2 separate regions of the Homo sapiens genome follow, and region 2 is linked to region 1. A link is an interaction called in ENCODE POLR2A ChIA-PET data of the cell type or tissue named here. Cell type or tissue: A673. All regions are shown on one strand.

Region 1 (4,000 bases):
GAGGCCATTATCCTTAGTGAACTAACACAGGAACAGAAAACCAAATATCGCATATTCTCATTTATAAGTGGTAGCTAAATGATGAGAACACGTGGACAAATAGAGGGAAATGGCACACACTGGGACCTTTCAGAGAGTGGAGGGTGGGAGGAGGGAGAGGATTAGGAAAAATAACTAATGAGTACTAGGCTTAATACCTGGGTGATGAAATGATCTGTACAACAATCCCTCATGACACAAGTTTACCTATGTCACAAACCCATACTTGTACCCCTGAACTTAAAATAAAGGTTAAGACCAGCCGGGCGCGGTGGCTCATGCCTGTAATCTCAGCACTTTGGGAGGCCGAGGTGGGTGGATCACGAGCTCAGGAGATCAAGACCATTCTGGCTAACCCTGTCTCTACTAAAAATACAAAAAATAGCCGGGTGTGGTGGCAGGAGCCTGTAGTTCCAGCTACTAGGGAGGCTGAGGCAGGAGAATGGCGTGAACCTGGGAGGCGGAGCTTGCACTGAGCCAAGGTGGCGCCACTGCACTCCAGCCTGGGTGACAGAGCGAGACTCCATCTCAAAAAATAAATAAATAAAATAAAATAAAATAAAATAAAATAAAATAAAATAAAATAAAATAAAATAAAGGTTAAGATCCCTCCCTCCACAAAAAAACCCCACAAAGTATTATCAAGAAAGAGAAGGTGGTAAGTTGCAGGGACTCATGCCTGTAATCCCAGCACTTTGGGAGGCTGAGGTGGGCAGATTGCTTGAGGTCAGGAGTTCAAGACCAGCCTGGGCAACGTGGCAAAACCCTGTCTCTACAAAAAACACAAAAATTTGTTAGGCGTGTTGGACAAAGGTTCAGGATGAAGTTAGTGAACCAGGTGAAGGTGTCAGAAATCTGTTCTTGGTGTAGTTGTTTCCATCGTAGGCTAAGGCCACTGCAAATGTGGAGACACTGAAACAGTGGTAGATTTCACCTGTATGGAACCAACTGGGGGTACTGCATAGAGCATGGTTCTCACACTGCAGACTGTTAAAGCCCCTGGGGGGCTTTTAAAGATCCCCATGCCCAGGCCACGTCATAACAAATCAGAATCTCTGCAGGGGCACCCGGGCATCAGCACTCTTTAAAGTTCCCCAGGTGATTTCAACGTGCAGCCACATTGAGACGGAGTGGCATAGCGTTAAGAGACCGGACCTGAAGGCACCTGTTCCATGCTGGCACTAGCACTTTACGAATTATGCGATCTTGGACACATTGCTTAACTTCTCTGAGCTTCAGTTGTTCAGATAGAATTTAAAGGGATTGGACTGGCCGGGCGCGGTGGCTCATGCCTGTAATCCCAGCACTTTGGAAAGCCGAGGTGGGAGGATCACTTGAGCCCAGGAGTTTAAGACCAGCATGGCCAACATGGTGAAACCTCGTCTCTACTAAAAATAACAAAAATTAGCCAGATGTGGTAGTGCACACCTATAATTCCAGCTACTCAGGAGGCTGACGCAGGAGAATGGCTTGAACCCGGGAGGCAGAGGTTGCAGTGAACCGAGATCGTGCCACTGCATTCCAGTCTGGGTGACAGAGCAAGACTGTCTCAAAAAATAAAAATAAATAAATAAATAAATAAATAAATAAATAAATAAATAAAGGAGTTAGGCTAAACGATCTTATTGGTGGTTTAAAAAAATGGCCACAAAATTCTTTGAGAGGTAGGGTCTCTGCCCCTCCCATGGAATCTGGACTCTGGGACTGCTTGGTCAATAGAAAACGGCAGACGTGATGCTGCTCTGGATTCCAGTATCCGTCTTCAGAAACCAACAGCTTCTACTTCCTGCCTTGTGGGACACTTGCTTCTCGAAAGCAGCCACCAGGCTGAGCAGCCCAGGTCACATGGAGAGACCGTGTGTAGAGAGTGACGTGAGTGCAATAGCTTTAGATGATATCAGTCCCAGCCATTGAGTCATTCTCAGCCTTTGAGCCTTTGTAGCTGATGCCTTGGATAGACGCGGTAGAGCAGAGACAAGCTGTCCCCATGGTGTCCTGCCCAAATTCCTCACCCACTGTGTCCATGAGCAGAATGAACTTGGTATTTTTCTTTGTGAAGTTTTTGGGTGGGTAGTTATGCAGCAAAGATAATTACAACAATCTTTAACCTGCACATTTAAGGAGTATTACAGAGTCATAGTATAGGGGAATGTTTGAGAGGGTAAACTCTGGAGGCAGACAGTCTAGGTTTAAATCCTGGTGTCATTTTTCTCTAGCTGTGTGAATTTGGATAATTACTTACCCTTTCTTTCTTTCTTTTTTTTTTTTTTTTGGAGAGACATGATCTTGCTCTGTCACCCAGGCTGGAGTGCAGTGGTGCCATCATAGCTCACTGCAGCCTCCAACTCCTGGGCTCAAGGATCTTCCCACCTCAGTCTCCCAAGTAGCTGGGACTACAGGTACACACCACCATACTCGGCTAATTTTTAGATTTTTCTTTTTGTAGAGATAGGGAGGAGGGGGTCTCCCTGTGTTGCCCAGGCTGGCCCCGAACTTCTGGCCTCAAACAATCCTCCTGCCTCAGCCTCCCAAAGTGGTGGGATTACAGGTGTGAGCCACAGTACCCAGCGCTACCTACCCTTTCTAGGTCTCGCTTCCTCCATCTGAAATGGGATAATAGTCATTTAAATCATAGGGTTGTTGTGAGGATTAAATAACTTAATATTAAGGTGTTAATATTAATGCTTAATCTGGGACTTAAGGAGTGAGTCTGCAGTGATTCTGAGAATGATGGTGATAAAGAAGGTGGCTCAGCCTTGTGTGCTCTGTAGCTTGCAAGATGTTTGGGGGTGGCCTGGGGTGGTGGGGGCTGCTGCATAAACTGAGCGTGATGTGCATTTTCCTGGTGCGTGTTCCACGTTGCTAAGTACATGCAGAGATACACATTGTTCTTAACGATTCAGCAGGTGTTCAAAGGCACCTTGGGAGTGTGTAGCATGTCTCTGGACCTGTCACTGTCACATTGCTCAGAAATTGGATTCTGCAGGGTGGAAACATGTGGCTTGTTGGCAAGGCAACTGGTTCAGAGCAGGGACATTCCCAGGCTAAGAGAGTGCGCCTTGTCCATTGGGTTACAGCCCTCATAAAAGCCTGTTTGAGTGTTTGTTTGTTTGTTTTGATATGGAGTCTCGCTCTTTCACCCAGGCTGGAGTGCAGTGGTGCATTCTCAGCACACTGCAACATCCGCCTCTTGGGTTCCAGCGATTCTCCTGCCTCAGCCTCCCGATTAATTGGTGTTTGCATTCTTTTCTGGATGCTCTGAGACATCGGACCACTGCGAGTGGTGAGGGGAGGATGGCTCCAGCTGCGCTCCTTTCTTATACACCCTGGCTGCTAAAATCAAGCATCAGACCCACAAAGTGTGGGAAATGCTGGACCTGGTGGAGGAGGGAGGCCACGCAGCCCCGAGCACTTCTGACTTTGGTCTTTTTTGCCTCCACATAGATGGAGACCCGAGAGAGGGTTTGTCTGTACTTCTGCATTTGAGGTCATCAATTTCCATTTAAAAACCAGAAGTGGGCTGGGCTCTGTGGCTCATGCCTGTAATCTCAGCACTTTGGGAGCACCAGGAGGGTGGATTACCTGAGGTCAGGAATTCGAGACCAGCCTAGCCAACATGGTGAAACCCCATCTCCACTAAAAATACAAAAAGTAGTCAGGCATGGTAGTGGACCCCTGTGATCCCAGCTACTTGGGAGGCTGAGGCAGGAGAATCGCTTGGACCCGGGAGGTGGAGGTTGCAGTGAGCCGAGGTTGCGCCACCGAACTCAGCCTGGGCGACAGAGTGAGACTCTGTCTCAAAACAAAAAACAAAACACAAAACCAAAAAACCCAAAAACAATCTTTGTCTTTTTGAGCTCCAGTCAGGAGAGACATAGATAAAAAATAAAATGTGGTTTATTAGTGATAAGTGCTGTGTAGAAAATAAAGCAGGGAAGAAAGATGGAAACTTACAGAGTCG
Region 2 (4,000 bases), 130 kb after region 1:
TATTATTTTGGGGTGGAGAGGGAAGTGGGTGGAAGCAGAGGTTGACACAAGATTGATCCGTAGTTGTGAGTTACTGATATTTGATGAGGTACATGAGGGTTCATCATGGTGATCTCTGTAAATTGTGTGTTCTTAAAATTTTCTATCTAAAATGTTAAAAAGTTATGGAGTAAAAATCCTTATCAAATTGCCTGTGGTAGTGTCTGGGTTCAGTTTTGTCTTTCCCTTTTAAAGCTCCCTAGGTGATTTTAATATGCAACCCAAATTCCAGAACCTTCTTTGATTTTCCTTAACAACCTTTCTGCACTGGGGTTTGGAACTCAGTCCCTCTAGAGAGACGCCGTCCTGGGGAGGCAACTCTCTCCCTTGTGATGGACTTCATCTCGAAACTTTTTCATTTACTTTGGTTTCAGGGTTGCAAGATCTATTTTTCTATTAGTTTTTCTAATTTCCCCAGCTGGTTTGAAACTTCAGGAAGTTAATAGCCATTTTGTATTTGGCTTATTTTGCCCTCGAGACCTCGGAGAATGCCTGCCAGTAATGAGCTGACCCATTTTTAGAAACAGGGTGTGGTTCTTAAGACTTCGCTGTCTCTTTCCTTCAAACAGGAAATGCTCATGTTCATGGGCATCTGCTTGGAAATCAGTTCAATTCAATTTTAAGATGCTAGATAGGCCAGGCGTGGTGGCTTACACCTGTAATCCCAGCACTTTGGGAGGCTGAGGCGGGAGGATTGCTTGCGACCAGGAGTTTAAGACCAGCCTGGGCAACACAGCCACTCCCTAGCTCTACAAAAACTTAAATGAAAAATTACCCAGGTGTGGTGGCACATGCCTGTAGTCCCAGCTACTCAGGAGGCTGAGGCAGGAGGATCACTTGAGCCCAGGAATTCAAGGCTGCAGTGAGCCATGATCACTCCACTGCACTTCAGCCTGGGAGAAAGAGTGAGGTTCCATTTCAAAAAAAGGAAGGAAGGAAGGAAGGAAGGATGGAAGGAAGGAAGGAAATGCACGCATGGCTGTTGGAGGGAGTTAGCAATCATTCAGGAGGAGGAAGCGAGTGTGAGAAATTCCTAAGGGGAGGCCAGGCATTGTGGCTTACATCTGTAATCCCAGCACTTTAGGAGGCCGAGGCAGGGGAATCACTTAAGGTCAGGAGTTCAAGACCGCCTGGCCAACATGGTGAAAACCCGTCTCTGCTAAAAATACAAAGATTTGCCGGGTGTGGTGGTGCATGCCTGTAGTCTCAGCTACTCAGGAGGCTGAGGCAGAAGAATCACTTGAACCCAGGAGGTGGAGGTTGCAATGAGCTGAGATTGTGCCACTGCAGTCCAGCCTGGGTGACAGAGTAAGACTCTGTCTAAAAAAAAAAAAAAAAAAAGAAAGAAAAGAAAAGAAAAAAGAGAGAAATTCCTAGGAGGCCTCTTCTTCTACCCACCTGCCTTGAGTTTTTAATCAGATCAGGGAGAGCCCTGTGGGATGCAGTTTCAAATGAGCCCCTCATGAATGGAGGGCAAGGACTGTTTGTACTGGAGCTGATGAACTCCCAGGAAGACTGTGGACCCAAGGACCACCCCTTAATCCCATGCACAAAATGCTGGACAAGAACAGAACTTCCCCAGAGTGGGACAAGAATGTTGGGTCTATCAGCTCCGTCTAGCAACACTGGTTGGGTGCAACCTACACAGTCGCACAGGGTCAGGCACTTGGTTGATGCTCTGCTATCGCTGTCTTGAAATTCGTAATCATTTTTAAATAAGAGGTCCTACATTTTCATTTTGCACTGGCTCCCTGCCAATTTTGTCCTGTTGAGAGGAATGATTTTGAATGTGATGTTGTGGGGAGGGTCAAACCATCTCTTGATTCAGGCCCAAAAGATCTGGTAACTTGGAAGCCTAGGGGTGTATTAAACAAAATTTTCTTTCTTTTTCTTTTTCCTTTTTTTTTTTTTTTTTTTTTGAGAAGGACTTTCACTCTTGTTGCCCGGGCCGGAGTGCAATGACACGATTTCAGCTCACCGCAACCTCCACCTCCTGGGTTCAAGCGATTCTCCTGCCTCAGCTTCCCAAGTAGCTGGGATTACAGGTGTGCACCACCACGCTCGGCTAATTTTTGTATTTTTAGTAGAGATGGGGTTTCATCATGTTGGCCAGGCTGGTCTCGAACTCCTGCCCTCAAGTGATCTGATTGCCTCGGCCTCCCAAAGTGTTGGGATTTCAGGCGTGAGCCACTGCACCTGGCCCTTCATTTTCAAATATGCTGAATAATAGGATTTAATTAAAAGGGACATGATTGAACATCAACATAGTAGCCAAAATAGCCTCTGAAAAATTATTTTACAGCAGCAGTTCTCCAAGTGAGGTCCCTGGACCAGCAACAATCAGCATTATCCAGAAAATGTGAATTCTCAGGCCCTACCCAGATCTGTGGAAGCAGAAACTCTTGGGGTAGAGCTTAACAATCTGTGGGTTAAGAAGTCCTCTGGGTAATTCAAATGCATGGTAAGGCACCTCCCCTTGCACATTAAACCCTGTTGAATTATGAATTGATCTGACACCCTCCCACATGTGAGAACCTGACTGTTTACAAAGGAAGAGCTTTCCCACCCCCTGGCTCATCTGACTGTTTACAAAGGAAGAGCTTTCTCACCCCTGGCTCATTTGTTGTGATTGACACCTGGGCCACCACACAGCCCTCTTAGCTACTTCTTATTGTTCCCAGTCTTTAAAATCTACCTCATGGAGTTTTCATCAAGTTACAATTCCACCTAGCAGAAGATTACAGGAGAAGAAGTAGAGTAAGAAATGCAAATGGGAGAGCTTCATGTGAAAAAGGACAAAAGATGGAGGGGATATTTGGTTGATTTTTGCCAGCTATTGCAGTCTCTTTCTCATTTATCTATCATATCTATGTATCTATCCATGTATGTATATATGTATCATCTATCTATCATCTATCTATCTATCTATCTATCTATCTATCTATCTATCTATCTATCTATATTAGTCTGTCCTCAAGCTGCTATGAAGAAATGCCCGAGACTGGTTAATTTATAAAGAAAAGAAGATTAATTGACTTACAGCTCCACATGGCTGGGGAGGCCTCAGGAAACTTACAATCATGGTGGAAGGCACCTCTTCACAGGGCGGCAGGAGAGAGAATGAGTGAAAGCAGGGGAAATGCAAGATGCTTATAAAACCATCAGATCTTGTGAGACTCACTCATTGTCACGAGAACAGCATGGGGAAAGCTGCCCCCATGATTCAATTACCTCCACCTGGTCCTGCCCTTGACATGTGGAGATTATGGGAATTACACTTCAAAGTGAGATTTGGGTGGGGACACAGAGCCAAATCATCTCTCTATCTGTCTCTATCTATCTATCTATCTATCTATCTATCTATCTATCTATCTATCATCTATTTATCTATCTGTATATCATCTATCTATTATCTATCATCTATCTGTGTTTGTCTACCTTTCTTCTATTTATGTAACTATCCTCGTGTATGACCTTCTGTCAGTCTGTCTGTCCCTCTGTGTACCTGTCTCTTTGACCGTCTACCTATATGTCTGTATGTGTATCTATTCATGTATTTGCATTTTGTTTTTTTGAGACAGAGTCTCACTCTGTTGCTCAGGCTAGGCTGGAGTACACTGGTGCGATCTTGGCTCACTGCAACCTCCGCCTCCCAGGTTCAAATCATTTTCCTGAGTAGCTGGGATTACAGGCATGCACCACCACGCCCGGATAATGTTTATATTTTTAGTAGAGATGGGGTTTTGCCATGTTGGCTAAGCTGGTCTTAAACTCCTGAACTCAGGGTGATCCGTCCCCCTCAGCCTCCCAAAGTGCTGGGATTACAGGCGTGAGCCACTGCACCCAGCGTACATATTTTTTTTAACTGAGATGAAGGATAATGGAGAGTGAAAAGGAAGGGAAAGAGGGGGAAAAGGACTTGAGTAAAATTTGTAACCTCTAGGAGCCTCAGATTCTTCAG

The links. Peaks named below come from ENCODE experiments on the same cell type or tissue, not always from the same donor. Only the 100,000 strongest peaks of a DNase experiment are listed, where the experiment ranks them.
Region 2: POLR2A ChIA-PET joins it to region 1 with 7 read pairs; 2 of 35 experiments call an interaction of 5 or more read pairs at or near these places.

The regions. Positions count from the first base shown.
Region 1 is chr7:69,410,714-69,414,713 of GRCh38, reverse strand. No RefSeq gene overlaps it. Among named protein-coding and RNA genes, the nearest start is that of CT66, 180 kb to the left of the region's middle. In A673, no CTCF peak of the experiment used is centred here; a DNase peak (open chromatin) is centred at 1,913.
Region 2 is chr7:69,284,650-69,288,649 of GRCh38, reverse strand. It overlaps LOC105375345 (a long non-coding RNA gene), which reads left to right. Exons shown (of 4, transcript XR_927650.3): 3 at 2,342-2,500. Among named protein-coding and RNA genes, the nearest start is that of CT66, 310 kb to the left of the region's middle. In A673, no CTCF peak of the experiment used is centred here; no DNase peak of the experiment used is centred here.